Linked DNA regions of Homo sapiens: all the other regions are linked to region 1. A link is a contact called in ENCODE Hi-C or POLR2A ChIA-PET data. All regions are on one chromosome and are shown on one strand. Each heading gives the region's core, a stretch centred on a gene start or an enhancer-like site at or near the end of the contact. The rest is flanking DNA. Distances are from core to core; before and after follow the strand shown.

The links. Hi-C counts contacts between places; a loop is a spot of excess contacts on that map. ChIA-PET counts read pairs that join two places held with the same protein, here RNA polymerase II (POLR2A). Pooled maps may share reads with other maps.
Region 2: a map of CD8-positive, alpha-beta T cell shows a loop between it and region 1 (17-fold over the local background). The contact joins the promoter of ZNF616 here to the promoter of ZNF816 in region 1. A Hi-C loop is called at or near these places in 1 of 168 maps with a recorded cell type or tissue (CD8-positive, alpha-beta T cell), 3 of 37 single-sample maps with no recorded cell type and 9 of 50 pooled maps.
Region 3: a map of naive thymus-derived CD4-positive, alpha-beta T cell shows a loop between it and region 1 (4-fold over the local background). The contact joins the promoter of ZNF766 here to the promoter of ZNF816 in region 1. A Hi-C loop is called at or near these places in 1 of 168 maps with a recorded cell type or tissue (naive thymus-derived CD4-positive, alpha-beta T cell), 4 of 37 single-sample maps with no recorded cell type and 13 of 50 pooled maps.
Region 4: a loop to region 1 is called in a map of chondrocyte, with 1.9 times the contacts of the local background. The contact joins the promoter of ZNF480 here to the promoter of ZNF816 in region 1. A Hi-C loop is called at or near these places in 1 of 168 maps with a recorded cell type or tissue (chondrocyte), 4 of 37 single-sample maps with no recorded cell type and 15 of 50 pooled maps.
Region 5: a loop to region 1 is called in a pooled map, with 6 times the contacts of the local background. The contact joins the promoter of ZNF610 here to the promoter of ZNF816 in region 1. A Hi-C loop is called at or near these places in 1 of 37 single-sample maps with no recorded cell type and 7 of 50 pooled maps. POLR2A ChIA-PET finds 5 or more read pairs at or near these places in 1 of 52 experiments (WTC11).

The regions. Positions count from the first base shown.
Region 1 is chr19:52,959,040-52,965,340 of GRCh38, reverse strand. ZNF816 (zinc finger protein 816) reads left to right here and starts at 2,460. Exons shown (of 4, transcript NM_001202457.3): 1 at 2,460-2,614. It overlaps ZNF816-ZNF321P (ZNF816-ZNF321P readthrough), which reads left to right and starts at 2,460. Exons shown (of 4, transcript NM_001202473.2): 1 at 2,460-2,624. RefSeq lists a silencer at 2,233-2,432 and an enhancer at 2,493-2,742.
Region 2 is chr19:52,137,364-52,143,664 of GRCh38, reverse strand. ZNF616 (zinc finger protein 616) reads left to right here and starts at 3,727. Exons shown (of 4, transcript NM_178523.5): 1 at 3,727-3,933. It also overlaps the pseudogene RPL37P23. RefSeq lists silencers at 3,432-3,481, 3,492-3,771 and an enhancer at 3,892-4,131.
Region 3 is chr19:52,266,041-52,272,341 of GRCh38, reverse strand. ZNF766 (zinc finger protein 766) reads right to left here and starts at 2,755. Exons shown (of 4, transcript NM_001010851.3): 1 at 2,711-2,755. The coding sequence starts at 2,728. LOC124904763 (a long non-coding RNA gene) reads left to right here. Exons shown (of 4, transcript XR_007067331.1): 3 at 369-507; 4 at 2,101-3,098. RefSeq lists enhancers at 1,749-1,818, 2,252-2,546, 2,469-3,014 and a silencer at 2,729-2,958.
Region 4 is chr19:52,293,753-52,300,053 of GRCh38, reverse strand. It overlaps ZNF480 (zinc finger protein 480), which reads right to left and starts at 2,885. Exons shown (of 5, transcript NM_144684.4): 1 at 2,831-2,885. ZNF766 (zinc finger protein 766) reads right to left here. Exons shown (of 4, transcript NM_001010851.3): 4 at 4,008-6,301. RefSeq lists enhancers at 2,654-2,703, 2,774-2,823.
Region 5 is chr19:52,333,417-52,339,717 of GRCh38, reverse strand. ZNF610 (zinc finger protein 610) reads right to left here and starts at 3,475. Exons shown (of 6, transcript NM_001161425.2): 1 at 3,212-3,475. RefSeq lists an enhancer at 1,191-1,691.

The DNA of each region.
Region 1 (6,301 bases), core at 1,211-3,710:
TCACTCTGTTGCCCAGGCTGGAGTGCAATGGTGAGATGTCAGCTCACTGCAACCTCTGCTGCCTGGGCTCAAGCAATTCTCCTGCCTCAACCTCTTGAGTAGCTGAGATTACAGGCGCATGCCACCATGCCCAGCTAATTTTTGTATTTTTAGTACAGATGGGGTTTCGCTGTGTTGGCCAGGCTGATCTCAAACTCCTGACCTCAGGGTGATCCATTCGCCTAGGCCTGCCAAAGTGCTGGGATTACAGGTGTGAGCCATCACACCCAGCCAATTTTGTAATTTAGTTATATTTTCTTCAGGGCCCACGTAAAACAGAATAACCTGACTGCAATGTATCCTTAGTAATATCTCATAATTATTCTCTATATGAAAATAAATCCCAATGTTTGAAGACTGCCTATTTTACAGCCTTTGTTGTTCACACCTGATAGAACACTTAGGAGAGAACAACAAAGAAAACACCCAAAATAGATTACAATTGGATGGGTGTGGTAGCTCGCCTTTAATCCCAACACTTTGGGAAGCTAAGGTGGGAGGATTGTTTGAGTACAGGAGTTCAAGGCCAGCCTAAGCATCATAGTGGACCCCCGACTCTACAAAATATTAAAAAATTAGCCAGGCCTGGTGGTGAGGGCCTGTGGCCCCAGCTAGTTGGGAGGTGAGACGGGAGGATTGCTTGAGCCCCAGAGGTTGAGGTTGCAGTGGGCAGTGTTCCCACCACTGCATTCCATCCTGGGTGTCAGAACTAGGTCCTGTTTCTAGGGAAAAAAAAATTACAACTTGAAGATAAAAAGTACATTTTCTACTTATTTTCAGAAGGCACGTAAAGTGAATTTGATATTACAATACACTTAGGAATTATTTTTTAAAAAAAGAATTTGAGAATGAGGACCAAGGTCTAATTTTTTTCTCTTGCCCAAATTCCTATCTAAAGGGTCTGGGGAGTCATGCCCTACAAACCATAAATACTCATCAGATGGGTTTTATTTAGTCCTATATATCCTGTCTTACTTTCCAGTCTGACTCTGGAATAACGTGACAAAGAAGAAAGTCAAAATATTTTACCCCAAAACATGTTTCTGTGCCATATTTTGAAATGGTCCTGCAAAGCTGTTCTTTGTGAGGGGTACATGTGCATTTGTAAAGAATCTCTGTTAACATAGCTAGATCTTTTTCTTCTAGGCCCTACCAATCCTGAAGAGATTAAGTAAGAATCTCGCACTGTTTAAAGGTCTGAATAGAAAACACTTATCATCTATTATCTCTAAGGGCAGCCAATAGAAGACTTGAAAACAACATTGGTCTCCACAATCTTTTACCTTAACGTGAACATTTCCTCTCCGTTGATCCCAGGTATTTAGACAAACTCAACCAATTGTCAATCAGAAAATGTTTCAATTTACCTGTAGCCCAGAAGTCCCCGCTTTGAGTTGCCCCTCCTTTCTGAACCAAAGCAGCGTATTTCTTAAATGTATTTGATTGATGTCTAATGCCTCCCTAAAATGTCTAAGAACAAGCTGTTCCCCATCACCTTGGACACATGTTCTCAGGACCTCCTGAGGGTCATTCATATTTAGCTTAGAATAAATCTCTTAAGATATTTTACAGTTTGATTCTTTTCCACGACAAAAATAACTCATTTTAAGTGCAGCATGAAATAATAAACGTAAGAAACAACTGGGCAACTTATATGCACTGTTACAATGTCAGTGCTTTTTTTAAATCACTTTTTTGTTTATTGAGACGGAGGAGGGAGCTCTGGGATAGAGGGTCTTACTTTGTCGCCCAGGCTGGCCTGGAACTCCAGGCTCAGCGATCCTCTCGCCCCTGCTTCCTGAGTAGCGGGGACCCCAGACTCCTGCCACCCCGCCCGCATCCCTGCTGTGTTTAAGCACACTCCTCTGCTCCGCACCCCAGACGGTGGCCCTAGGGAAGTCTCAGGAGCTGAGCACAGTGTGGACTCTCCCACTCCAGTGAATGGAGAATTGAAAGGGAGAGGATTTCTATTCTGTTCTGTGGACCGTCAGCATGAAATTGTACCTTTCGCTCAGGCAAGGCTTTGCATTTCGCATTCTAGTTTGCATTCCTGCCGTAGACAACTTCCAGGCTTTGGAATTAAATTGCTAAAATAAATTTCAATAGCAAGGAACTTTCCCGGATCCAATTACCGCCACACGGCGACTTCTCAGGGAGGTACTATTTCCCTGACTGCTGAGCTGCTCCAGCCTCACTGGCGGGTTTCACCTCTAAAACCTTGAAAACAGAGGCGCGGAGAGCGAGATGGAGAAAAGCTCAGGCCCCGCCCCTTTCCCGCCCCCGCGGACTCCTCCCAGCCCAAGACTCTTCTCTTCCGCGCCGGGCCCCTTGTCCTTTGCACCCCGCCCCGGCCTCGCCCAGGCCCCGCCCACCTCTCGGGGATCTGGCCCAGGTCCCGCTTCTGTCCTGCGCCGATTGGCACAGACCCGGAAGCGGATGGCGTGGACTGAAAGTTGCACGGCGGCGTGTGCGTTTCCTAGTTGTCTGGTGCTGCTATATAGGGGACGTGGGGTCCCCACAGACCTGCAGGTTCCGGCCCCTCTTTTCTCAACCCAGAGCAAATTGAAACGTCCGGGTGAGAGTCCGTGAGTCGCTTCCTTTTGAGTTTAAAGTTGCCCTGAGGCTGGTCCCGTCCCCGGTCTTTCTGCAGTGGGGCCGTGCAGACACCTCCTGTCGCGAAACTTTCCTTAGCAAAACCCTTTCTGACGCGTCCTCCCGCCTCGCGCTGTTTCAAGTCCTCACCCGGAGCTGGATTCTTGCCCTGGGCAAGAGCGCTTCCCAGCCTCGCTCTAGTCGGCCCCTGGAGCGCAGCGTTGCAGCCCCGCAGCCCCAGGGTGGCCGGTGCTTTGTGGCCACTCCTGGGCTCTTTCCCTTTCCATCTGAGACGTGGTGGAAGTGGGAGGGCTACAGGGAGAGTACCCTTTGATCCTTTGTTACTACGGGTGGGGAGATGGGGTTATTCCTTTTGGTCTAGTTTTGCAAAGTTCACATTAATTGGCCTTAGATTCCCAGAGCCAGGACCCAGATTTTCACTTTTCTTCTTTGTTGTTGGAGATGGGTCTCTGTGCCTACAGACTAGTATAGCCTGTGCCTGGACTAGTATAGTATAGTATAGTCTCTGTGCCTGGACTAGTATAGTCCAGCGGGGGCCGTCCAGTCTCAATGAAATTCTGGATGAGCCTAGGCAGTCTGTAATTTAGAAAATTTACGTAATGAGTTCTTTTCAGTGTGGTTTAAGCCTCACCAAGTGACTGTCCTTGTTGTGCTGTTGTATACAACTTCTGTCCTAGACAATTGAGCTTTCTTACGGGGTTGCTGAAGTTTTTTCTTTCCTTAGCTACATAGTATTGTCTAATAACTGAGGTTTTTAGGACCTAGAAGTTGCTAGTTTGGGCCTTCTGAGCTGGAATTGTGTGAGGAACTGGATCAGTGGGCACCAACTCTCGGGCTTCCTGAGGCCATCGGTCTCCAACAGTAGTTCCTCCGCGTACATAACAAGAAGCAACATTGAGGGAATGAGCTACATTTTCCGTTAACTGGAGAAACAAGTTCCTTGTCTTTTTTGGAAGCTCTGGTGCTGGCAGATTTAGCTCATTATAAAAGGCTTGAAACACTGGTTTGGGAAAGGGCCTGGGGACCTCCCCTCGGACTAAAATGGCAACTTGGGGGGTTACCCTTGTCCTATTGACCGTCAGGATTACACCTTCTCTTTTTCTCTAACGGGGGTCTAGGGAATTAGTGATTATTAGTTCTAGTGGGTTACAGTGACTGCTAGCACAGGAGGGGTTGGCTTCTTTTTTTTGAAAGTGAACCGGGTCTTTTTTGTCATTTTTCTAAGTAGCCTAAATAACACATGGGCAACAGGCAAATTTTCACAGACCTCTGCCTCATGACAAACATTTATTTTCTACTGTGCAGCTCCTTTCTTAGTTAAGAGAGCCACATCTTAATCTGAGCTTGTTACTATTAATGGCTGCACAAGCATCAAATTTAAAGTTTCTTGTTTGGGGATTCTTTTTTCTTCTGTTCTAGTTATTATTTTACTTGTGTCACCTAGGAAAGGACCAGTTCTTAATCTTATTTGAAAAACGGTGGTTGCAGGAGGCTTAGATGGGTTATAACCCATAGTAGGTTTGTCATTTCCTGGGCTACGTACCTTGTATTGAGTGGAATTATACAAATAAGATCCTTTTAACGTGCCTGTACATTCATAATAACTATAGAACAGAAAGATTGTTTTAATTTGCTGTCCTATCTCAGTGACCTGATGAATACACTGGGAACAGTCCTTAGTTTGAGGAAGGTCAGTTGAAGCCTTTACTGTACAAGTCTAAAATTTAAGAAGAATGAGTCCCACGATGAGCTTCCTCATGCTTCCACTGTGCGTAGGACCAGTCAGCTTCCGGGTGTGACTGGAGCAGGGCTTGTCGTCTTCTTCAGGGTCACTTTGCAGGGGTTATCTGGGCTTGGCCTTGCCTCCCAGGTTTCAGGCGCTGCAGGTTTTATATGGCTGTGGTGGATCCAGGCCGGGATTCCTTCTACCTTCACAGCGGTGGGAGTGGTCAGGATGACGGTCTGGGGTACTTTCCAGTGGGGGCACACAGGGGCTACGTTCCAGTCCTTGATCCACACTCAATCACCCGGGGAGAAAGAGTGAACTGGGGAGAATAAGCTAATGGGGCATCTCTCATTTACCTGGGCTGAAATCATTTGTGTAATTTTTCCTAAGGCCTTAAGCTATTTTTGATAATCCGATTCATTCACTCCACCTTTCCAGAACTCTGAGGTCAGAAGGCAGCATGCAGTTTCCACGTGATCTTTAATACCTTTGCTGTCGTCTGTACTAAGTCAGCCACAAACTCCAGCCCGTTATCCGAGCTGATTCGTAAGGGCCGTCCAAATCTAGGAATAAGATCTCGAAGAAGCACATGAGCTTTCTCAGTTCGTGTGGGATAAGCCTCCACCTACCTAGAGTAGGTACACACGAGAACTAGTAAATACTTGTTACTTCTACACTTTGGCATTTCTGTGAAGTCCACCTGGAGATCTTCAAAGGGGGCTGCTTCATAAGCTTGTATGCCGGGCAGAATGGCTGAACCCTGCCTCGCATTGTGCTGTCGGCAGGTAACACACCGCTGTGCCACGGTTTTGGCGAGGGCTGACAATTGTGAGCTGTAGAAGTACCAGCCTAACAACTGTTCAAGTGACTCCTGACCTAGATGGGTGGTTTCATGCACCTCCAGTACAACTGTGGCTCCTAGCAGCTGTGGCACAGGTACTGTCCTATTTGGTGACCGGATCCTTCCTTCTTCCATCACCTGTCTTCCCTCTGCCTGGAGAAAGTCTTTTTCTTCTTTAGAATAAGTAGGTACAAGGTCAGGTGCTTGAGGGAGCAAGGGGGCTGTGACTGATGCCCAGTAGGGTGTGGATGTTGCTTTTCGAGCTTCTGAGTCAGCTCTGGAGTTCCCTAAGGCAACCGAGGTGGAAGCTCGCTGGTGTCCTCTGCAGTGCATGACTGCCACATTGTGGGGTTTCTATGCTGCTTCTAATAATTGCAAGATTTCTTGCTGATATTTTATGTCTTTTTCTCCAGAGTTCAACAGGCCCTTTTCTTTATATAATGCTTTATGCACTTGAAGGGTTAAAAAGGCATACCGAGAGTCAGTGTAAATATTTTCAGTCTTACCTTCACTGAGTTCTAAGGCCTGAATTAAAGCAATGAGCTCGGCTTTCTGGGCTGAAGTGCCCTGGGACAACGATCTGGCATCAATGGCAGTGTCCAGGGTTACTACCGCATATCCTGCACATCTCTCTCCTTGTGGGCTGTTGAAGCTGCTCCTGTCCACTTATAGCTCCCAGTCTACTGATGCCCAAGGCTGGTCTCAAAGGTCAAGCCTGCTAAAGTAAACTGAGTCCAACACCTCTACACAGTTATGCTCAACAGGGCTGTCTGATACCAAGAGTAAGGTGGCGGGGTTCAGGGTGTTACAAACTTCAATGGTTATGTGGGGATTTTCACAGAGCAAGCTTTGGTACTTGTTTAGTCTAGCATTCATTAGCCAATGATGTCTTTTGGTATTCATTAAAGTCACCACAGCATGGGGGGCCTTTATGTTCAGGTTTTGCCTAAGAGTTAGTTTATCTGCTTCTTCTGCCAGCAGGGCAGTTGCTGCCAAGGCCCTCAAACATGAGGGCTAACCTTTAGAATCCCCATTTAGTTTCTTAGAGAGGCAGGCCACTGGCCTCGGCCAGGGCCCCACAG
Region 2 (6,301 bases), core at 2,478-4,977, 820 kb after region 1:
TAACTCAAATATGCATTGTTAGAGCCTTTGAAAAATGCAATTTTATTAAATTATTTAATATTTATTGTCTGATAAATTTAATTTTTATAGTGCATGTGTAAAAATATTATAGACAATTTGAACAGTATTTCAGAAGCACTTTCAACAATTATATTGTGTAAAGTGTCCTATGTATGCATGAATAAAGGACATGTATAAAGTATTTAGCATGAGGAAAATTGAGTCTTTCTCAACCTAGGCATCATAAGTTTCAGGAGTAAACATTCAGTATTTTTTTTTGTATTTTTTAAAACCAGAACATTTATTGCATGACTAATCATAGACATTCTTAAGATGAACTGGATGCTGCAACAGCTGCCCTCTTGGGTTTAAGTATTGTTCCTTCATAGAATCCATGCCTGAATCTGTGGTATACAATTTTTAGGTGCCTCATTCCACCAGTTCCGGTGGTATTTTGTCTTTTAGCCTTGGCACTCCAGTTATACTTTCTCTTGCGCTTGGCAGCGTAGCCACATTTGCCACAGGTCGACTTCTGAAGGTGGTAGGCCTTAGAGCCACGGCGGCAACACAACGTGTGCGTCTTATTGCGACGCTTTCCAAACAATGACGTTCCCTTCGTCATCTGGCTTCTGCGGCCAAGACCAGAGAGACCGGAAGAGAAGGCACTTCCGCTATATCACGCTCAGAAGCTCAACATTCCGTGTTGAATTAGAGTCTGAGCCGAGATGGCATTACTGCACTACTGCTTGGGTGACCGGAGCCAGACACTGCCTCAAAAAAAAAAATTCTCCCAGGCTCAAGCAATTTCCAACCTCAGCCTTCCAACTAGCTTGGACTACTGGTGCACACCATTACCCTTGGCTAATTTTTGTATTTTTTGTAGAGATAGAGTTTTGTAATGTTGCCCAGGTTGCTCTTGAACTCCTGGGTTCAAGCAATCTGCCCACCTCAGCCTCTCTCAATGTGCTGGGATTACAGGCGTGAGCCACTGCACCCTGCCTTGTTCCTTTACTTGCTTAGTAAACTTGCTTTCACTTTACAGTGTGAACTCACCCCTAATTCTTTCTTGCATGAGATCCAAGAACCCTCCCTTTTGGTTGTAACTGCCCAACAGGTTCTCCTTCCCTGCTGCCTAGACAGAGCTGATTCATCAAGACAGGGGAATTGCAAGAGAGAGTTTAATTCATGTGGAGCTGGCTGTACAGGAACCTGAAATTTTTTTATTACTCACATGAGTCTCCCTGAAAACTCGGGGATCAGGGTTTTTAAGGATAATTTGATAGGTAGGTGTCAGTGAGTCGGGAGTGCTGATTGGTTGGGTAGGAGACGAAATCATAGAGATCTGAAGCTGTCATTTTGCACTGAGTCAGTTCCTGGGTGGGGTCACAAGACCAGATGAGCCAGTTTATGGATCTGGGTTGGTGTCAGGTGATCCATCAAGTGCAGGGAATGCAAAATATCTCAAGCACTGATCTTAGGTTTTATAATAGTAATGTTATCCCCAGGAACAATCTGGGAAGGGTGAGAATCTTGTAGCCTCCAGCTACATGACTCCTAAACCATCATCTCTCACCTTGTGCCTAATTTGTTAGTCTTACAAAGGCAGTCTAGTCCCCAAGCAGGAAGGGGGTTTGTTTTGGGAAAGGGCTGTTAATGTCTTTGTTTCAAACTATAAACTAAGTTCCTTCCAAAGTTAGTTCAGCCTATGCCCAGGAATGAACAAGAGCAGCTTGGAGGTTAAAAGCAAGATGGAGTTGATTAGGTCAGATCTCTTTCACTGTAATAATTTTCTCAGTTATAATTGTGCAATGGAAGTTTCAGGTTCTGGATCAGGACCCCTTTCTGGTAACACAAGGATGGTTATGAATGCATCCAGATATCCAAAAAGTTATCTCTGAAAGCCAGAGATTTCCTTTCCCTATGGGTTCTTCCCTTGCATGTCAACCCAAGGATTCACTGGGGACCTAGAATTGTGCAGGGCAGTTAGGAAGAGAGAGACAAAAGAGAGAAGAGGTGAAGTAGTTTTGAAGAAGAGAAAGAAGGTCCCATGCAGCCTCAGTTTTTTTTCCAACAAACTTTTCATGCTGGGAAATAGGATCCTGGTTTATTTGTGGGAGGGATTTTATAGGAGGGTGAGAAAAAAATGCCCTTTGAGGGTAGAGTCTGTGGAGCCCTAATTGGGGAAAAGGAGTCAGCCTGAAAGGACCAGGAGAAAGCAAAGAGATAAAGCAAATAAGCTATAAATCTTTCTTCATGGTCCAGAACATATAAAAAAAAATAGAGGAAGCAGATAAGCTGTAGGTCTCTTTTTCTTTATGGCCAAGGACATATGGCCTTTCTGTGGAAAGAACGTAAATAAGTCACAAACTTTCTGCTTTCATTTATCATCAAACGCCTCAGCTAACAGAAGAATGCAAGTTAGCTCCCTGCTACCTTGGCCTCCCAAAGTGTGGGGATTATAGGCGTTAGCCACTGCACCCAACCAAATCTCCTCTTCTCATGGCTCACTGCAGCCTTCACCTCCTGGGCTCAAATGATCCTCCTTCCTTACCCTTCCGAGTTGCTGGGCCCACACGTGCAGGCCACCATGTCCAGATAATTTAATTTTTTGTAGAGAGGTCTGGCTATGTTGCCCAGGATGATCTCAAATCCCTGGCCTCAAGCAATTCTGACACCTCAGCTTCCCAAGTAGCTGGGACTACAAGAGTGCATTACCAAGCCTGGCTACTTTTTGTATTTCTTGTAGAGATGGGGGTCTCACGATGCTGTCCAGGCTGGTTTTGAACTCTTGAGCTCAAGTGACCTGCCCACCTGGGCCTCCAAAACTGCTGGCCCATCTCAAAAGACTTAATCCATTTCAGTATCAACTCTCAAAAGTCTTAATCCATTCCTGTATCAGCTCTTAGGGCAGAATACCCCCTAAATATTATCTGAACCACACATGGGTGAGAATCAAGGTGTGATTCATCCTGAGGCAAAATTTCTGCCCAGCTGTGAATCTGTGAGGCCAGAGAAGTTATCTGCTTCCAAAATATAATGGTGATAAAGGCATAGGATACATCCCCCAGCCCTGGTAACCACCCTTCTAATCTGTTACTGTAAATTTGACGTTTGTACTTTGCACGTGTAAAAGCACAGGCAGTATTTGTCTTTCTGTGTCTAGCATATTTCGCTTGGCATAATGTCTTCCGGGTTCCTGGATCCAGCCACGGCTCCACATCAAATCCCCAGCGAGATCCTAGTTCCCTGACTATTGAGTAGCTTCAGCATCATCGGCAAGAGTGGATGGAGTCCACCAAGCTTGTAAAAATCGGTTTTGACTTAGTTCAACTTGTTAAGAAATCATCTTAGTTTCTAATATAAGTGGACCACAACTTTAAGCTTTAACCTTAAATTTTGAAACATTAACTTAAAATAGGCAGGCAGCAACGCTGCTTCACAGGACAAGAAGTAGTCAGAAAACCAAAGACATGCTGCCTGTGAACCAGAGTAAATAACAGGCTCTATTTCGGCCCCGCTTACCCCATGAAACCCCGCCCCATCCTCCGCCGCGGCTCCGTCCCGCCCCACCTAGCCACGCCCACTGCCGCTCCGGCCCGGCTCCACCCTCTCAGGGTCCCTCCCCGAGTCAGGCCCCTCTTTCCGACCCGCCCCTTGCTGGTCGCGGCTCGCCCAGGCCCCGCCCCCTGGCCTCCCAGTTTTTTCTCTCCGCTAGCAGTTTCCGTCACTCCCGGAAGCAGATTGCGCCAGGGAAAGGCCTTATCGCTGTGTGTGTGTTTCAGTCTACGTGGATTAAACATTACTTCGCTCCGTCTGCCTGGATTAAACGTGCACTTTGCAGTCCTCACTTCTCCGTACCAGTGATCTGGGGATCGCTACGGACCTTAAAATACCCATAGCCCCTTCGCCCCTGCAACAGGCACTTCTCCCCACGTAAGTCCGAGAATTGCTTCCCTGTCGGTTTAAAATCTCTCTCAGGCTGTTCCTTGCCCCCTGCCTTTCTGCCATGTAGATAACCATGTCGATAACCCCATTCAGGTCGTGTTCCTGCTTAAAACTCTCATTGACCCCTGCTTCGGCCCCGGGCGAAGTCAAGTCCTCCCTCGCGAGGTGGATTCCCACCAGTCGAGACCCCCGAGCTTCGCCCTTGTCGACGCCTGGAGGGGAGCGCCCGCTGCCCAGCTCCTGAAGGAGCCGCTTCTTCTCCCAGGTCCTGGGATTCTGCAGACCCTCCCTGTCCTGAGACACCGTCCCCCGCGCCACCTAGTGTCCTCCGCGCGCCACCTAGTGTCCTCCTCACGCCGGGTCCTTCCCCTCCCCAGGCTGCCCCTTCACAGCCACTGCTTTTCCTGACTCCGCGTTGCAGGAGGTCACCCGAGTCTGTCTTGTGACACCCACTGTCGTTCCTTCCCAAATTTTTACTCCACTGGAAAATGTGCTCTTCCGGGAGGTGGGCATCGTATTCCTCCCCTTTCCTCCTGAATGTGTGGGTGAGAGGGATCAGGAGAGGAAAAGAGGGGGAGCGACGGGACAGAAAGAAAAACTGGGGAGAAAAGAATGAGTACACGGCAAAATGGATGATAATTTAGGTACTGGCAAAGAGAGCAAGAGTGCAAGAGGACGCATGGAGAAAGTAGCACGGGGAGAAAAGCACATAAAGAAATTAGGGAAAAGGGAGAGCTTCAGGGAGCTGAAGGGCAGCAAAATAGAGAGGGGCGGCAAAGGAGGAGGCACTGCAGTCAGACGCGGGGGGCGGAAAAGGTAAGAGTCGGAGCCGCGGCTGACAGAGCCACGTGGTGCTGGGACTGAAGGAGAGGGGAGTGGGTAACAAAGGAGAGTAGAGGGAGAACCACAGCAAGGAGGAAGCCTAGGAAGTTGGGGGTGCTAGAGAGTGGGAACAAAGGAGATGTAACAGGGAAAAGGGAATTTAACAGGGAAGAGGGATTTTAACAGGGAGAGCAGACAGGGAGCTCAGATGGGGGAAAAGAGGCAGGAATACGTGGCGGCTGGGGACAATGGGAAAGTTTGGGGAGAAAGAGCAACAAGAGGTGAAATAAATTTCGAAGCATTGGGCAGAATAGACATAAAAGAGGGAATAAAGAAAGGGGAGAAAAACAGCAAAGGGAAAAAAGACGTGCAGAATGAGAGCGGGAAACACATAGTAGTGAAGAGAGTGGGCGAGGACCCCACCCAGATGAGCTGTGAGTTGATTGGATATGGATGGTGGTTTTAATGTATTGATTTGTGACTTTATACTCTAATTTAAAATTTGTTTCTTTAAATTGTACTCATGAGGATGAAAATTACCACTCTTTTCTACAAGGCTTGTGCATTTTGTATTTGTTTATATCAAAAGATATTTGGAATCCCTATTTAGCCACAGGGCAGTGACTTGATTCAGTCATTTTGTAACTCTTCTTTCCAGGGAGGGAGTAGAGGATGGAGGAGGAGAGAAATAGGCAAGAAATGACTGACTGTCACTACAAGATGTATCTTTGGTTTTTTGTTTGTTTTTTCTCTTTTTGAGACAGGGTCTCTGTCGCCCAGGCTGGAGTGCGGTAAAATTATATCGGCTCACTGCAGCCTCTCAGCTGCACTCCATCCTCCTCAGCCCCTGAAGGTGCTGGGATTACATGTGTGAACCACCTCTACAGGCCTACAATGTATGTCTTTGAAGGAGAGTTGAGAGTGTTGGTTTTTTGTTTTGTTAATGGATTTACTTTTTTCCTTGTAGTTGCTTTACAGTTAATTCATTGTTATTTTGGAAGCTTGATTTAAATTTTAGTTTATTCAGTTTCTTCTATAATTACTAACTTCTGAAATAAGATTTGATGTCATCCTGTAATCAGCTGATGTCATTAATTTCTCAATATTGCCTTTTTTTAACTTTTACCCCATAATTTATTAGATTTTTCAAAAACTTTCCAAACTGTTAAAGCGTCCAGTGCGGTAAACTCACCACGAAGTACATTAGATTCCTCAGAACTTCTTCATTTTATAACTGAGAATTTGTACCCTTTGACCAACATTTCTCCACTTTCCCCACCCAGCATCCTGTGGTAACAACTGTTCCGCCTTATTACTATGAATTGGACTTTTTTAGATTCTACTTGTGAGAACATACAGTAGTTGTCTTTGTGTGTCAGTCTTATATCGCCCAGCATAATGTCCTCCAGATTCATCCATGTTGTTGGAAATAGCAGGATTTTATTTATTTTTATTTTTATTTTTTATTTTTGAGACAGAGTCTCGCTCGCTCTGTCGCCCAGGCTAGAGTGCAGTGGTGTGATCTCGGCTCACT
Region 3 (6,301 bases), core at 1,506-4,005, 690 kb after region 1:
CTAAGAAAAAAGAACAGGGAATGATCAGCTGTGCAACATGTTGCTAAGACGAAAAGATGAGGATAGGAAATTCAAAATTGGACTTCGAAACACAGAGATCACTGGTACCTCTGGGAAAAAAGGATCAAAGGAATGGTGGAGGTGAAAGCTTAATTGGAAGGGGGTAAATCAAGAACTGGAGGCAAGACTGAAGACAGAAATATAAACAAGATTTTAGTGTACTGTGTTCTCAAATGGAGCGTTGAAGAGGGGTACTCACTACAGGGAGAGATGTAATTAATAGAATATTTTTTATTTTAATCATGGAGGAGTGGCAAGAAAATGAAGGCTTCATCTGTGCTTTTTTTTTTTTTTTTTTTTTGAGACAGTCTCACTCTTGTCACCCAGGCTGGAGTGCGGTGGCATGATCTCAGCTCACTACAACCTCCATCTCGGCTCACTGCAACCTCCACCTCCTGGGTTCAAGTGACTCTCCTGCCTCAGCCTCCGGAGTAACTGGGAATACAGGTACGTGTCACCACACCCAGCTAATTTTTGTATTTTTAGTAGACATGGGGTTTCACCGTGCTGGCCAGGCTGGTCTGGAACTCCTGGCCATAAGTGATCCACCCGCCTTGGCCTCCCAAAGTGCTGGGATTACAGGCGTGAGCCATCGCACCCAGCCAGTGTGTCTGTGTGTGTTTTCATGGACAATACCTCCATGTGGGTGCACTAACCAAAGTAATCCCTTGAAGTAAATATTGGTGATGCCAGAGGAAGGATGTCACACTGTCCTGAGACTGTGAGTAGGGCTGGCACCTGGTGCACAATCGCAGGGTCAGCAACAGCCAGGGGGAGGGACAGACCATTCCCAGTTACTACTGAGTAGAGATCACAGGCCCTGAGACAGGTGGGTGGGCCGGTTGGAGATCTCTTCCCTTTACTGGTTGAGATGGAAATGTGCACGTGTTTTTCCGCATACTGACCAGTTCTCTGGCACACTCCCAGCTGGATGACCCACAATTTAACTCAATTTTGATAGTATCTACCTGGAGATAGAATCAGATCCCAGTTAAGGACTCAGTCCCACAAGACTGCCCCTCACCTCAGATATGGATAAAATTAACGGTTTCCAAAACACACTCCTCTATTTTGATTTGCTAGGATGGCTCTTCCACCTGTATCCTTTGTAATAACCTTTATAACTGATAGTAAACCTAAGTAAAATTTTCTCTGAGTTCTGGGAACCATTCCAGCAAATTAATAAAATGTGAGGAGGCCGGGCAAGGTGGCTCAAGCCTGTTATCCCAGCACTATGGGAGGCCGAGGTGGGCAGATCACCTGAGGTCTCAGGAGTTCACGACCCGTCAGGCCAACACGGTGAAACCCTGTCTCTACTAAAAATACAAAATTGGCCAGGCGAGCTGGCGGGCGCCTGTAGTCCCAGCTACTCGGGTGGCTGAGGCAGGAGAATCGCTTGAACTCAGGAGGCTAAGGTTGCAGTGAGCCGAGATTTTGAGCCCCTCTCCTCTCCCGCAGTTTCTCCCCTTCTTCCCTCTATTCCTTCTTTTCCACTTCATCTGCTCCATCTTGCAATTTTTTTCCTCTTGTTGCTCTTTCTCTCCAATCTTTTGATTGTCTCCAATCTCCATATATTTCTGCCTCTTTCTTCTCCCATCTGTGCTCCTCCTGTTAAATTCCCTCTTCTCTGTCACGCCCCCTTGTCCCTACTGTCTGGCAACCCCAGATCTCTGGGGTGGTTCTCCCTTTGCCCTCCTTGTCACCGGCTGCCCCCTCTTGCTGTGCCAGCACCACGCTGCTCGGTCTGCCCTGGCTCCAAATCCCTCCTCCTCTCCCCAACTTTGTCTGAGGAGCCTCCCGCTTTGCTGCCCCTCTCCCTACCTTGCTGTCCTTCATCTGTCTAGAAATAGAACTTTTCTCTACATTTCTCGAGTTGCTTTTCTCTCCCTGCTACTTCCTGGGGTGCTTCTTTCACTTTGCAAATCTCTCACCCTCCCTCTGCGTTGCCGTCTTGTTATGGATCTTCCTCATTATTTTCTCTCTAAATTTTTCTGTTTCCTCTACCTCGCTCTCCATCTCTCTTTCACTTCACATTCACAGGGAGGGGACTGGAATAAAATACCCACCTCCTCAAGAGCACAGTTTCCAATGGGAGGAATTTGGGACGGAAGAACACTGGGTGCCCTGAGATAGGTCCCGGCCACCTCCCCCAACACAGGATCCGGAGAAGCCGTGACTGCGAAAAGGCCTGGGGACAGAAGGGAACGGCCCAAGGAGGACTACGGCGGCAGGCAGATCAGGGGTGGGGTCTGCAGAATCCCCAGACCAGGCAGAGGACGCGGCCCCTCCCGAATGGCGGCTGCGGCGCTGCGCCCCAGGGGCCGACAAGGACGAGGCTTGGGACCCGGAGGGCGTGGATCCGCCTCGCAGGCGGGGACTTTACGTGGCGCGGGGCTGGCGGAGGGGTCACTGAAGGGTTTTAAGCAGGAAAACGGCGCGAAAGCAGCTGCCTACGCAGCCCTACGGCAGAACGACCGGAGACAGAACCAGCCCTAGGGCGATTTTAACACTCTGACGGGACGCATGAATTTACTCGGGGTGGAGAGAGCGGTGCGGGGATTTCAAGGTCTGTACCGCCCCCCACATCCCGGGTACAGAAGCGTGAGGGCACCGCTAAGCGAACACTTAATCTAAACAAAGGAAAACTCACGCGCCGCAGTTGCGCCATATCTCCACGCCATCCACTTCCGGGTCTGCAGGCGGCTGCGCGCGAACGGAGAGGCCGGGCCGGGGCGTGGCCAGCGACGTGGCGGGCGGGGCCTGAATACTTATTGGACGGGGCCTGCACTTCCCTCCTCCTATCTCTGGGCGTGTCTCGGTTTTCCGCGTTTTGCAAGCCACACTTGCCAGTCAGGCTGGAGCCGCTCCACGGTTTGTGACCTGGGATCTCACTAGGAGGGTCAACGTCTGTTGTTTGGATCCAGGAAAGTTCCCACAATTAAAATTAAGGAATTCAATTAAAATTTAGAAATTTAATTGAAAATCCCTTAAATTGTCTGTGAAAGGAATGCAAACTAAAATACAATATGCAAACTCAACCTGTGCAGAATGTGTAATTTCACGCTGACGCCCCACAGAATAGCATAGAAATCCTCTCCATTTCTATTCCCCATTCACTCTGGAGTAGAGAGTTCCAAAGAGTTTCCTGGGCCACATCTGGGGCGTGGAGTGCTAAGGCCGGTGAGAAGTCAGGTCACCAGCTATTGCTTTTAAAAAAGCAATAGAGGCCGGGCACGGTTGCTCACGCCTGTAATCCCAGCACTTTGGGAGGCCGAGGCGGTCGTATCACTGGAGGTCAGGAGTTCGACACCAGCCTGACCAAAATGGAGAAACCCCGTCTCTACTAAAAATACAAAAATTAGCCGGGCGTGATGGCACACGCCTATAATCCCAGCTACTTGGGAGGCTGAGGCTTAGGTCAATATTTTCTAAAAATACTGTAATTTCAGATTCACTTTAGGTGCATTCTGAAAGTAATAAGTAAACATACTTTTTATTTTAAAAATTATAATCTCTTAAATCTTGTTTGTTTTCTCTTCTTCAATGTACTGGCCCCTGTAGATAACAAAGCCCTTAAAATAGTCTTCAGAAGACAATTGTATTTATTGATCTAAAGAATAACTCTGCAGTAATTCTAAGTGTATTTGGTAGGCCGATTATTCTTTTATAGAACCCTGATAGAAGTAAAACTAGATTATCAAATTTTAAATAGCCTTACGTCTGCCGGCAATAATTTTATGGCAATATTTTTGAATTAACAGGTACTAATAAGTATGCTTTTCTCTGATATCTCACCCCCCCAACTTTTTTTTTCTTAAGACAGAGTCTAACTCTGTCATCCAAGCTGGAGTGCAATGGCACGATCTCAGCTCACTGCAACCTCCACCTCCTGGGTTCAAGCAATTCTCCTGCCTCAGGCTCTCGAGTAGCTGGGATTACAGGCGCGTGCCACCACGCCTGGCTAATTTTTGGATTTTTAGTAGAGATGGGGTTTTGCCATGTTGGCCAGGGTGGTCTCAAACTCCTGACCTCAGGTGATCATCTGCCCACCTTGGCCTGCAGAGTGCTGGGATTACAGGCGTGAGCCACCGCACCCGGCCTTATATCCCTATTTTTGGATCCCTTCATCCATCTTGAAGTATGATCATGTTTAGATATGAAAATGAACATATTTAAAATATTAGCAGGTTAAAATGAGGATATAGTGATATGTCACAAAGATGGATACGAGATGACATATCAGCATTTTTTATTTTTATTTTTTTCAGTTGGAGTCTCGCTCTGTTGCCCAGGCTGGTGTGCTGTGGCATGGCCTCCACTCACTGCAACCTCTGCCTCCCGGGTTCAAGCAATTCTCCTGCCTCAGCCTCCCGAGTAGCTGAGATTACAGGCGCCTGCCACCATGCCCAGCTAATTTTTTGTATTTTTAGTAGAGACGGGGTTTCACCATGTTGGCCAGGCTGGTCTCGAACTCCCGACTTCGTGATCCGCCCACCTTGGCCTCCCAAAGCACTGGGATTACAGGCGCGAGCCACCGCACCCGGCCCATATCAGCATATTTTACTTCGATTATTATTATTATTTTTTAGAGACAGGGTCTAACTGTGTTTTCCAGGCTGCATATGTACTCCTGGGCTCAAGACATCCTCTTGCCTCAGCCACTTAAGTAGCTAGGACTCCAGGCACACTCCATGGTGGCCTAGGTCAGCATTATTTTTTGAAGATGCAGTATCTGGGATAGATTTTGGGATCTGTACAAGATAGATGTCTATATTACACAATATTGCTAAATAGCTATGTTGCCACGAAACAACTTTTAGCATTGACTTTTATGATCTGAAGCAAAGAAATGAGTTGATTGCAGAGCTTTTCATGAAACTAAAAAGTAGAGGATAAGCTGATTATAGCTTAAAGTTATAAACCCATTATGTATATGGGGAGTTTGTTGCTTCTAAAATTTTCAAGGGATCAGCATGGACATTTTTGGTTTTTGTTTTTTTTTGACAGGATCTCGCTCTGTCACCCAGGCTGGAGTGCAGTGGCACAATCTCGGCTCACTGCAACCTCCGCCTCCCAGGTTCAAGTGATTCTCCTGCCTCAGCCTTCTGAGTAGCTGGGATTACAGGCGCGTGCCACCACACTCAGCTAAGTTTTTGTATTTTTAGCAGAGATAGGGTTTCACCATGTTGACCAGGCTGGTCCCAAACTCCTGACCTCAAGTGATCCTCCTACCTCGGCCTCCCAAAGTGGGATTACAGGTGTGAGCCACTGCACCTGGCCAACAATTTTATTGATGAATAAACATTTAACAGGAATATCATACGCAATAGAGGCAATCCGTTAGGAGATAGGAAAAAGAATAATTTCTATACAACCCATTATAGACTGGTTTTTGAGATAAGCACTGATTAGCCTCAAAAACTTGATTGCGCTATTGCTTATACATTGTTCATCCTGACCTTACATGGTAATTGGGGAGACCATCTATGTTAGCCAATTAGCTTTATTCAGAAGCAGGGGGGAAAACCCTAACTTATATGTTTACAACAGGTGGTAGTTTTACAAAATGGAGCCAGGTACCCACTGTAGATAGGCTCCTACCAACCCACAGAAACAGAGAGATACAGGTGCTATCTCTAGTGATGTTGACATTTGAAAGAGATGTCTCCCAAGTCCTTGAGAAAGATATCCCTAGGTCATTATGCTGACAAAAGGTTTATTTAGTTTCTAAAAATAAACATTTCGGGAGAAAGTACTCACAAGTTTTCTAAGGTAAATATTCTGACAAAAAGAGGAGGAAGAGAAATGCCTTGCCATATTTTCAAAGGAGGAATGCAGGCTCTCATTTTTATTTCGTATTTATCCCTATAAGGCATGCATAGAATATTCACCAGTGACCTTAATATTGGCCAAAAGAAAATTTCAGCTAATTCAAAAAATTAGGCAGGGCACTGTGGCTCACGCCTGTAATCCCATACTTTGGGAGGCCAAGGCAGGTGGATCACCTGAGGTCAGGAGTTCAAGACCACCATGGTGAAACCCCATCTCTACAAAAAATACAAAAATTAGCCAGGCGTGGTGGCGTGCGCCTGTAATCCCAGCTACTAGGGAGGCTGAGGCAGGAGAATCCCTTGAACCCAGGAGGCAGAGGTTGCAGTGAGCTGAGAACATACCATTGCACCCCAGCCTGGGCGACAGAATGGGATTCTGTCTCAAAAAAAAAAAGAAAAAAGAAAAAAGA
Region 4 (6,301 bases), core at 1,636-4,135, 670 kb after region 1:
TAATCCCTCAGAAATGGAGGACACAGAGCCTTGGTGCTCAGCACCAGAGACAGAACACACTGGAATCCCCGTATCCATGGGGAAGATGTCCCAAGACCCCCATTGGATGCCTGGAACTTCAAACAGTACTGAACTCCATTTATTCCACCCTGGCCAACATTGTGAAACCTCGTCTCTACTAAAAATACAAAAATTAGCTGGGCGTGGTGGCACACACCTATAATCCCAGCTACTTGGGAGGCTGAGGCAGGAGAAATGCTTGAAACTGGGAGATGGATGTTGCAGTGAGCTGAGATCATGCCATTGCACTCCAGCCTGGGCAACAAGAGTGAAACTCTGTCTCAAAACAAAACAAAAGAAAAAAAAAATCAGGGTATCCCAAAGCCCCTTCTTTTGATTAATTTGCTAGGAGGGTTCTTCCATCGGGCTAGTCATCTGTATCTTTTGCAATATTCTTCATAGCAAATGGGTAAAACTAAGCAAAATGCTTCCTTGAGTTCTGTGAATGAGGCTAACAAATTAATAAAATCTGAGCAAAGGGTCAAGGGAATCTTCAATTTTTAGATGTTTGGTTGAAGTTCAGGTCCCAACCAGGAACTTACAACCAGCACGTGAAGTAGCGGCAGCCTTGTGGAACTGAGCCCCCAACCTGTGGGATCTGATGCTAACTTCAAGTAGACAGTGTCAACTTGACTGAAATTACGGATCACCCAGGCGGTGTCTGACGAATTGCTTGTTGGTGGGAAGAAATCCCCACACATTTTGTTCATCAGATATGAAGCATTCTGTGTTGAGTGTTCACTATTGTGTTGACTGCAAGAGTAGGAAAAACACTTTGGTTTTCCTGCTATCTTTTACACTCGCCCACACCCTACCCCATCCCAGGAAAAGGAAAGTGGGTGACCCACACCTGAATGACTCAAGTCACTGACCTGTGCCTGAATAGGGAATGTGAGTGGAAGCTAAAGTCTGATGCCAAGAATTATAAAATGCACCAGCCTTACAGACAGGAGTTTTGCATATCCATTTTCATCTGTATTTTTAAAGTATATTTCATATTATCAAATTATAAATAGATAAATCAATGTCACAACTTAATCATAATATCCAATCAACTCACCGTTCATCTGCACCCAGGGTTCCCTCTTTTCTGGGTACTGTGTTTCCCTCCCTCATTCTGTACGTATCTCTCATTCTCACCTTCTTTCTCTAGCTTTTTTCCCCCTTTATTTTTCCCCTAAGATTCTGCTCATTTTGAGCCCCTCTCTTCTCCTGATGTTTCTCCCCTTCTTCCTTCTATTCCTTCTCTTCCACCTGTTCTGCTCCATTCTGGCAACTTGTTTCACCCCTCTTCCAAACTTTCTGCTCAATCTTTGATCATCCCATTCTCCACCTATTTGTCTCTTTTTTTTTTTTTTCCCTGAGACGGAGTTTTGCTCTTGTCGCCCAGCCTGGAGTGCAATGGCGCAATCTCAGCTCACTGCAACCTCCGCCTCCCGGGTTCAAGCAATTCTCCTGCCTCAGCCTCCTGAGTAGCTGGGATTACACGCGCGCGCTGACGCCCGGCTAATTTTTGCATTTTTAGTAGAGATGGGGTTTCACCATGTTGCCCACGCTGGTCTCAAACTCCTGACCTCACGTGATCCACCCACCTTGGCCTCCCAAAGTGCTGGGATTACAGGCGTGAGCCACTGTGCCCGGTCTTGCCTCTTCCCCTGACTCTACTCCCCCTCTGCTCTCTCTGTTAAATCCCTTCTTTTCTGTTACACCCCCTTGTCCCCACTCTCTGGCACCCTGAGATCCCAGGCCTCCACCTGCTGTGGTTCTCCCTCTGCTCTCGTTGTCACCAGCTGACTCCTCTTGCTGTCCCAGCACCACGCTGCTCTGTCTGCCCTGGCTCCAAATCCCTCCCCCTCTCCCCCACTCTCAAACTGAGGAACTTCCCACTTTGCTGCCCCTCTCACTATCTTGCTGTCCTTCATCTCTCCGGAGATGGAACTTTTCTCTGCATTTCTCCAGTTGCTTTTTTCCCCCTGCTACTTTCTCGGCTTCATTCGCTGTCTCTGCAAATCCTCCATCCACTCTCTACTTTGCCATCTGCTTACGGCTCTCCCTCAATCTTCTTTTCTCCTTCAAAATTTTTCTCTTTCTTCTCCCTCGCTCTCCGTCTCTCTTTCTGCACACATTCACATGGAAGGAATTGGGATCCGATGTCCACAAGCAGAACACCTTTTCAGTGGGGTGTTATTTGGCCCGCAAGAACACTGGATGTCAAGAGACAGAGTAAGTCACCTCCCCACACGCAGGGTTAGGAGAAGCGGTGTCTGGGAAGAGGAGGCCTGGGGAGTAGCGGGGCCCCGTATCAAGGAGGGTAAAGGTAGGGTCTGGATCAAGAGATGGGTGGCGTCTGCAGAATCCCAGCACTGGGCAGAAGACGCGGCTTCTCCTGGATTGAGATTGGAGCGCTGTGCTCCAGGGCCAACAAAGGCGAGGCTTGGGGGACCGCATAGACCGGAATCCGCCTAGCGGGGGAGGACTTTACGCTGTGCGGGGCGGATGTAAGCATCACTGAAGGACTTGAAACAGGAAAACTCCGCGACAGGAGGTGACTACATGGCCCTGTGGCAGAAGGACGGGGGACAGGACCCGCCGCCGAGCGATTTAAACACACAGGGAAGCGACCGCCTGACTCTCACGGAGACGCCTGAATTTGGTCGGGGTAGAGGGAGCGGTGCGAGGATTTCAAGGTCTGTGTGGCCCCTCAGATCCCGGGTACAGAAGCGCGGGGGAGTTGGGAAGCGCAGATTAATTTACACAAAGGGAAACTCACGCGCCGCGGCGTGACCTTCACTCCACGCGATCCGCTTCCGGGTTTGTGGGAAACTGCGCGCGCAGCGGAGGGGTCCGAGCGGGGCGGGGGCGGGGGCGGGGGCGGGGGCGGGGGCGGGGGCGGGGGCGGGGGCGGGGGCGGGGGCGGGGGCGGGGGCGGGGGCGGGGGCGGGGCGGAGTGGGGCTTGCGCTTCCCTCCGCCTCGCTTCCAGTGCCTCTGTTTTCCGGGTTTTGCCGGGGAGACCTGTCAAGGAGACTGGAGCAACTCAGCTGTCTCGGAACTGTACTCTTGCCGGGACTGAGCAAAGTCGGCTAATGATTAGATCCAGGAAAATTCCTGCTATTAAAGTTAATCTTAAGCCGACCGTGCGGTCGGGCACCTGTAGTCCCGGCTACCCCGAAGACTGAGGCGGGAGGATCGCTTGAGCCCAGGAGTTCGAGTTTACACTGAGTTATGACGGCCACTGCACTCCAGCTTGGGCGACAGAGACTCAGTCTCTCAAATAAATACATAAAAAACTAAATTTAGCAATTTAATTAAGCCCTGGGATTGTCTGTGAAAGCGACGCAAGTTAATACATGAACTGCAAAGCCCTGCCTGGGCAGAATGTGCAATTTCATGCTGACGGCCCACAAAGCAGAATAGAAATCCTCTCCTTTTCTATTCCCTGTTCTTTCGGGAGGGACAGAGGTAACCCTGTGCTCAGCTCCAGAGAGTTTTCTAGTGACAGCACCAGGGGCATGGAGGGCTAAGGCCAGTGAGAATTTAGGTCACCAATTGTTGGTTTTAAAAAAGCATTAACCGGGCGAGGTGGCTCACACCTGTAATCCCAGCACTTTGGGAGGTCAAGGCAGGTGGATCATTTGAGGTCAGGAGTTCGAGACCAGCCTGGCCAACACGGTAAAACCCCATCTCTACTAAAAATACAAAAATTAGCTGGGCATGGTGGCATACGCGTGTAATCCCAGCTACTCAGGAAGCTGAGGCAGGAGAATCGCTTGAACCTGGGAGGCGGAGGTTGCAGTGAGCTGAGATTGTGCCACTGCACTCCAGACCAGGCAACAGAACAAGACTCTGTCTCAAAAAAAAAAAAAAAAAGTCAAAAAATATGTTAATTTAACATTCTCAGGATTTTAAAACTACAAAATGCTGATGAAAGAAATCAAAGACACCCAGATAGAGACATATACAATATCAATTTATTGATAAACTCAACATAGAAAAAAATGTGAAATTACCCCAAATTGATACACAGGGTTAATATATTTACTATCAAGGCACTTCGTAGATACTGACAAGATTATCCAAACAATTATGTAGAAAAGCAAAAAACAAAACAAACCAACAGAAATCCCAAAAAACCTGGAATAGCTCAAACATCTGAAAAAAAAGATAGAGCAGCATGCTCCCGGGAGGTGAAGGTTGCAGTGAGCTGAGATCACTCCATTGCACTCCAGCTTAGGCAACAAGAGTGAAACTCCATCTCAAAAAAATAAATAATAAAATAAATAAATAAAATAAAGATAAAGGGTTGGAATCACTTCACGTTACTTCAAGTCCTCTAATATAGTGAAAGCATTTTTTCCTTTTTCATATTTACAATAAAACGTTTATACCTGCCATTGTCTTGTGCATACTCTTGTCAAAAAATATTGTCTCCAAACAACAGTCTCATTTTTGTGTCCCCTAAAATTTTCACTAGAGTGACATTCGGAAAAAATGTATTAAGCATAGCATCTGGCCGGGCATGGTGGCTCATGCCTGTAATCCCAACACTTTGGGAGGCCGAAGCGGGTGGATCACCTGAAGTCAGGAGTTCAAGACCATGCCTGGCCAACATGGTGAAACCCCATCTCTATTACAAATACAAAAATTAGCCAGGTGTGGTGATGGTGCATGTCTGTAATCCCAGCTATTCGGGAGGCCGAGGCAGGAGAATCACTTGAGCCTGGGAGGCGGAGGCTGCAATGAGCCAAGATCACACCGCTGCACTCCAGCCTGGGTGACAGAGCAAGACTCTGTCTCAAAAAAAAAAACAAACAAGCATAGCATCTGGATGCAATGTACAGAAAAAGAAAAAAGTAAAAAAAAAATATTATATATGTGTCTATACGTGCATATATAAACACAAAATATAATTTTATTAGAGTTGAAAATGAACCATGGAATATATTGCTTGATGCTGTAACGGGAAAATGACATTTCCATAGCTTTTGGAAAAATGCTCTTCTAGTAATATCATATTTATAACAAATATATTTTAATCATATTATATAATACATTATATTTATTATAAACCCACACACTAATTTTCATTGTCTACTATAAAAAGTATCTTAGGCAATTTTACTAAAAAAATTTCACAAGTGTTTTCAACAATCATATTGTGCAATGAGACCTGTATCTGTAACTATAAAAGGAACGTAAGATATTATCATGAAGAAAATCAGAGTCTTTCCTAACCAAGATGGCAGGAGCTTCCAGAGGAAGCTAGAGTTGTCCTAGAGTTGACTGCATTTTGTGATGTCTGAACACCAACGCCTTTTACACCTCTGCACTCCCTCTTCCTATTCTGCCCATCTGGTCAACTGAAAAATCCTCAGTGCCCACTCCTTTGGCACCAGCTGAAAGTTCAAACCACAAGTGGGCACCCCTGCCCAAGCCCTATCCCTTAACAATCATCATACCCCAAGCCAGTCACCTATGCCGATTCCCTAGTCATATTTGGACCAACCGGGGAAGTCTACCCTGCTCTCCCCAGAAAGCCTCATTATGGAGTAAACATTTTGAGATCACATTAGTGAATGGCATCATCATTCTCAATACCCAAACCAAACTTCAGGTGGATGTCAAAGCAGTTCCAGAAGAATGATCAAAAGTTCAAATTACCAAAAAGGTTATAAGGGTGAAAATGTGAAGTTTCTAGTTAATCTACCAAAGCAAAACGAAATTCCCAATCTGTGTGTTCATCCTCAAGAGAACATTTCTGAACATTAATATTTTTTCAAATTATGTCACTGAGCGCTACGAGGTCAACAGCAAGATTGTTACAATATTTTCATCCTGAAGTCCACACTTTGTCCTATTTTCCATATTACTGTATCTGTATTTTCGCTTCCTGAAAATGAAGGTGCCTGCCATGGGTCTTACTTGGCACACAAGAAAAAGGCACACAGAAACATAATACAGTGCATGTTTATCAACAGTGATGAACATTGAGGGCATATGATGATGAAGCTGCACTGTTATGTGATTTTCACTTTACCCACAAAAGCATCTTAGGGCAGAGTAGAGAGGTAGGCCAAGTGTGGTGGCTCATGCCTATAATCCCAGCACTTTGGGAGGCCGAGGTGGGCAGATCACCTGAGGTCAGGAGTTCGAGACCAGCCTCACCAATATGGAGAAACCCTGTCTCTACTAAAAAAACAAAATTAGCTGGGCATGGTGGCACATGCATGTAATCCCAGCTAC
Region 5 (6,301 bases), core at 2,226-4,725, 630 kb after region 1:
GAGAAATCAGACTGTTACTGTGTCTATGTAGAAAGAAGTAGACATAAGAGACTCCATTTTGTTCTGTACTAAGAGAAATTCTTCTGCCTTGAGATGCTGTGAATCTGTAACCCTAGCCCCAACCCTGTGCCCGCAGAAACACGTGCTGTGTTGACTCAAGGTTTAATGGATTTAGGGCTGTGCAGGATGTGCTTTGTTAAAAAGCGCTTGCAGGCAGTATGCTTGGTAAAAGTCATCGCCATTCTCCAGTCTCGAGTACCCAGGGACACAATACACTGTGGAAGGCCGCAGGGAACTCTGCCTAGGAAAACCAGGTATTGTCCAAGGTTTCTCCCCATGTGATAGCCTGAGATATGGCCTCATGGGAAGGGAAAGACCTGACCATCCCCCAGCCTGGAACCCATAAAGGGTCTGTGCTGAGGATTAGTGAAAGAGGAAGGCCTCTTTGCAGTTAAGATAAGAGGAAGGCATCTGTCTCCTGCTTGTCCTTGGGCAATAGAATGTCTAGGTGTAAAACCTGATTGTATGTTCTATTTACTGAGATAGGAGAAAACCGCCTTAGGGCTGGAGGTGAGACATGCTGGCAGCAATACTGCTCTTTACTGCACCAAGATGTTTGTATACATGCACATCAAGGCACAGCACGTTTCCTTATTTATGACAGAGATCTTGGTTCGTATGTTTTCCTGCTGACCCTCTCCCCACTATTACCTTTGTCCTGCCACATCCCCCTCTCCGAGATGGTAGAGATAGTGATCAATAAATACTGAGGGAACTCAGAGACCGGGCCGGCGCGGGTCCTCCGTATGCTGAGCGCCGGTCCCCTGGGCCCACTTTTCTTTCTCTGTACTTTGCTCTGTGTCTCTTTCTTTTTCTGAGTGTTTCATTCCACCTGACGAGAAACACCCACAGGTGTGGAGGGGCAGGCCACCCCTTCAGTGGTGAGCCAATATCGCGCCAGTGCACACCAGCCAGGGCAACAAGACCGAAACTCCGTCTCAAAGAAAAAAAAACATGTTTACTAAGAGCCCCTCCTTTTTTTTTGAGACAGAGTCTCACTGTTGCCCAGGCTGCAGTGGTGCGATCTTGGCCCACTGCAACCTCCACCTCTTGGGATCAAGAGATTCTTGTGTCTCAGCCAAGCAGCTGGGATTACAGGCACACGCCACCATGCGCAGCTAATTTTTGTATTTTCAGTAGAGATGGGGTTTCACCTTGTTGGCCACGCTGGTCTTGAACTCCTGACCTTAAGTGGATCTGCCCACCTTGGCTTCCCAAAGTGCTGGGATTAGAAGCAAGAGCCACTGCGCCTGGTCCAAAAGCCCCTCATTTTGATTAGTTTGCTAGGAAGGCTCTTCCATCTGGCTGTTCATCTGTATCCTTTGTAATATGGTTTGTAACAAATGGGTGAAACTAAGCAAAAAGTTTCCCTGAGTTCTGTGAACCACTCTAGCAAATTCACAAAATGTGAGGAAAGGGTCATGGGAACCCCCGGTTCATAGTTGGTTGGTCACAAGGTTCAAGTCCCAACCCAGGACTTGCAAGTGGCACCTGAAGTGGGAGCATGCCTGTGGAACTGAGCTCTCAACCTGTAGAATCTGAGGCTAACTCCACATAGATAGTGTTAGTGTGAAATTGAGTTAAATTACACAACACCCAGGTGGTGTCTGATGAACTGCTTGTGGGTGGGAAGTAATCCCCAACACATTTTGGTGACCAGAGATGTGGCATTCTGTGTTGGGTGTTCACTATTGTGTTGATTGTAAGCGTAGGAAAAACGCTTTGGTTTTTCCTCCTGTCTTACCCACTCACCCACACCCGAATGAGGCAAGTCACTGCCCTCTGGCTGAACAGGGATTGTGAATGGAAGCTAACTTGTGATGTCAAGAATTATAAAATGCACTTCCCTTATAGGCAGGAACTTTGCAAGTCTCATCTTCATCTGTACTTTTGAAATAAATTTTGTGCTTATTAGATTACAATTAGAGAAATCAGTATATCACAATTTGATCATAATAGTCCATCAACTCATCGCTCATCTGCACTCAGGTTCCCCCTCTTTTGTCATTAGTATGTTTCCCTCCCTCATTCTGTACAGCTCTCTCATTCTTACCTTCTTTCTCCTGCTTTTTTTCACTTCATTTTTCCCATAAGAATTGGCTTATTTTTCTGCCCCTCTCCTCTCCTGCTGTTTCTCCCCCTCTTCCCTCTATTCCTTCTCTTCCATTTGTTCTGCTCCATTCTGGCAATTTGTTTTACCCCTTGTTCCTCTTTGTGTCCAATTTTTGATTGTCCCCAATTTCCATTCTGCCTGTTTCTTGCCCTCCCTATCTCTGCTTCCTCTCTGTTCTCCCTGTTAAATTTCCTCTTCCCTGCTACACTCTCTTGTCCCCACTCTCTGGCCCCCCCGGATCCCAGGCCTCCCCATGCTGTGGTTCTCCCTCTGCTCTCCTTGTCATCAGCTGCCCCCTCTTGCTGTCCCAGCACCATGCTGCTCTGTCTGCCCTGGCTCCAAATCCCTCCTCCTCTCCCCTACTCTGTCTGAGGAGCCTCCCCCTTTCTGCCCCTCTCCCAATCTTGCTTCATCTTCATCTCTCTGGAGACCCAGCTTTTCTCTACATTTCTCCAGTTACTTTTCTCCCCCTGCTACATTCTCGGCTTCATTCACTGTCTCTGTAAATCTCTCAGCTACTCTCTGCCGTCTGCTTATGGATCTCCCTCATGCTTCTTTTTCAAAATTTTTCTATTTCCTGCCACTCTTTCACCATCTTTCCCCACACATCCATAGGCAGGGGAGTACAATAAGGTGCCCACCTCCGCCAAGAGCACATTTTTAGTGGGATGGAATTTGGGACGAAGAATCCTGAATGTCCTAAGACAGAAGAAGTCACGTCCCCACACCCGGGGGTCGGGAGTAGCGATGGCTGCGAAGGGGAGGCCTGGGGAGTAGGAAGGCCCGGATCAAGGAGGAAAAGGGTGGGGCTGAATTATTAGAAGTGTGGGGTCTCAAGGGTCCCAGGACCCAGTACAGGACGCGGCCTCCCCCGCCGGGACTGGGGCTGCGGCGCTGCGCTTCAGGGGCCGGGGGCGAGGTTGGGAGGCTCCCCGGGCGGGAATCCACCTTGCGGTAAGGACTTTTAAAAGCGCGGGGCAGGACGTTGGGTCAGTAAAGAGTTTTAAGCGGAAAGGAGTCTCGAAAATCCGTGTTTACCTGGCCCAAGGCAGAACGAGCGGGGACAGGACCCGTCGCCGAGCGATTTTAACACACAGGGAAGCGAGCGCCGGACTCTCACGGAGACGCCTGAATTTACACGGGGTGGAGGGAGCGGTGCGGGGATTTCAAGGTCTGTGTTGACTCTCAGATCCCGGGTACAGAAGCGCGGGGGAGCTGGGAAGCCCAGATTGAATCTAAACAAAGGGAAACTGACGCGCTGCGGTGTGACCTTCTACCCACGCGATCCGCTTCCGGGTCTGCAAAAAACTGCGCGCGCGCAGCATAGAGAGCGGACCGGGACGGGACGGGGCGGGGCTTCCCTAGGCCACGCCTCCAGTGCCTCTGTTTTCCGGGTTTTGCTGGCAGTGAGGCTGGAGCAGCTCAGCCCTCTGCAAACTGGGATCCTGCCGGAGCAAAGCAACGTCAGTTGAGGATTAGATCCAGGAAATTTCCTGCTATTAAAATCAATTTTAAGCCGGCCGTGGTGGCAGGCACCTGTAGTCCCAGCGACTAGAGAGGCTGAGGCTGGAGGATCGCTTCAGCCCAGGAGTTCGAGTCTACACTGAGCTATCATGGCCACTGCACTCCAGCCTGGGCGTAGTGTAGACCCAGTGCTATACTCAGTGTAGACTCTGTCCTAAAATAAATAAGTAAATAAAAACTAATTTTAACAATTTAATTTAAAAGGCCTGGAATTCTGTGTGAAGGCGATGCAAGTTAAAATGTGAAATGCAAAGCCCTGCCTGGGTAGCATGTGCAATTTCATGCTGACGGCCCACAGAACATAATAGAAATCTTCTCCCTTTCCATCATCATCTCTGATCTCCAGCACGGGAGAAAGATGTAGGCTGGGAGGTTAAGCCCGTCTAGTGTTTTCACGTTCTTCTGCCTGCTTTTATTCTGACTGTGCTGGCAGCTGATTAGATTGTGCCCACCCAAATTGAGGTGGGTCTGCCTTTCCCAGTCCACTGAGTCATCTCTAGAGTGCTCATCTCTAGAGAGTTTCCGAGGGACAACGCCAAGCGCGTTGGAGGGTTAAGGCCAACCTGGGAATCCGTATTTACCTGGCCCAAGGCAGAACGAACGGGGCATCTCCGTGAGAGTCTGGCGGTCGCTTCCCTGTGTGTTAAAAACGCTACAGGCACATGCCACCATACCCATCGTTCGGCGATGGGTCCTGTCCCCGGAGGGATGTTAGGCCACCACCAACTGCTTTTTTTTCTTGAGACGGAGTCTCGCTCTGTCACCCAGGCTCACTGCAAGCTCCGCCTCCTGGGTTCACGCCATTCTCCTGCCTCAGCCTCCTGAGTAGCTGGGACCACAGGCACCCACCACCACGCCCGCCTAATTTTTTGTATTTTTAGTAGAGATGGGGTTTCACCGTGTTAGCCAGGATGGTCTCGATCTCCTGACCTCGTGATCCACACCCCCCCCCCACGCCCCGGCCCCCAAAGTGCTGGGATTACAGGGGTGAGCCACTGCACCCGGCCCAACTGTTGCTTTTAAAAAAACCAATAACTTTAAAAAATAGATGTAAATTACATTGTGTGTGTGTGTGTGTGTGTGTTTGTTTTTGAGACAGAGTCTTGCTCTGTCACCCAGGCTGGAGTGCAGTGACACGGTTTCAGCTCACTGTAGCCTCTGCCTCCCCGGTTCAAGCGACTCTCCAGCCTCAGCCTCCCAAGTAGCTGGGGCTACAGGCTTGCACCACAGTGCTTGGCTAATTTTTGTATTTTTAGTACAGACACGGTTTCACCATGTTGGACAGGCTGGTCTCAAACTCCTGACCTCAGGTGATTCTCCTGCCTGAAAGATTGGTGCAATTTCTCTGTTAAATCATCTTATATGTTTCATCTTACATTCTGTTTAGATTTTCTGTCTCTACTACTGTCAAAATTGGTAGAGTACATTTTCCTAGAAAATTTGTTTCATCTGTGTTTCCAGTCAATATTCATTTAATTTTATAAATTACTTTATTTTATTTTATTTTTGAGACAAAGTCTCACTCCAATACCCATGCTGGAGTGCAGTGGCGCAATCTCAGCTCACTGCAACCTCCAACTCCCGGGTTCAACCAATTCTCCTGCCTCAGCCTCCCGAGTAGCTGGGACTACAGGCACGTGCCACCATGCCTGGCTAAGTTTTGTATTTTTAGTAGAGACGGGATTTCACTAAGTTGGTCAGGCTGGTCTTGAACTTCTGACCTCGTGATCCACCTGCCTTGGCCTCCCAAAGTGCTGGGATTACAGGCGTGAGCCACCAAGCCCGGCCTAAATTAGTTATTTAAAAAACTAATACACTTTATTTTAGAAGATTTATAGATTTATATTTAAAAAATTCAAAAAAGGTAGACAAGTTCCATATACCCTGACCCGTTTTCCCTATTATTAACATCTTATACTAGTTTTGTATGGGTTTTACAGTTTATAAACCATTGTTGATATACTACCATCAACTTATTCATAATTTATTCTGATTTCTTTGGTTTTAACTCATGTTCTTTTCTGCAGGGAGCTGAAGGCCTGTGGGATGTGACCAAGTTTATGGAGTTTAATCTGGCAAACAGTCTTGAAAACAGTGACTCCATAGCTGGAGAACTCAATTTAGGACTCTTTTAGCAAGCACAAATCAAAGACTATCTGTAATCAGTAGGTTAAGACAGTCATTCATGCATAAGTTTTTCACTACACTTACATACAACTTTTCTTCACTTTCTGAGAAGGGCACAGCATTTTTACCTTTTAATTTAACAAATACCATTTAATTAGGTTTAAAGTTCTCCTTTAAAGAGTAATGTGTGGTTTTACATGCCTAGCTTTTAATTACTCTTTAACTAATTCATGGGCCCTCTGTAATCTCTCTCCCTTCAGAGGTTACTATTTTACTTAAATTGAATTTGGAAAGCTACGTCAGGGATAGAAGAGAGGTAACAACAGTGACCATTATTAGAAAGCAGGTTTTTCAAATTCTTACATTTTACTTAAATCTTAGCAGAGAATCATAGCCTGGGACGTAACACATGAAATTTTGCTACGGGCTGCCCACAGAGCCAGAGGGCAGCGGTGCAGGTCCTGGGAGGCAGCCATG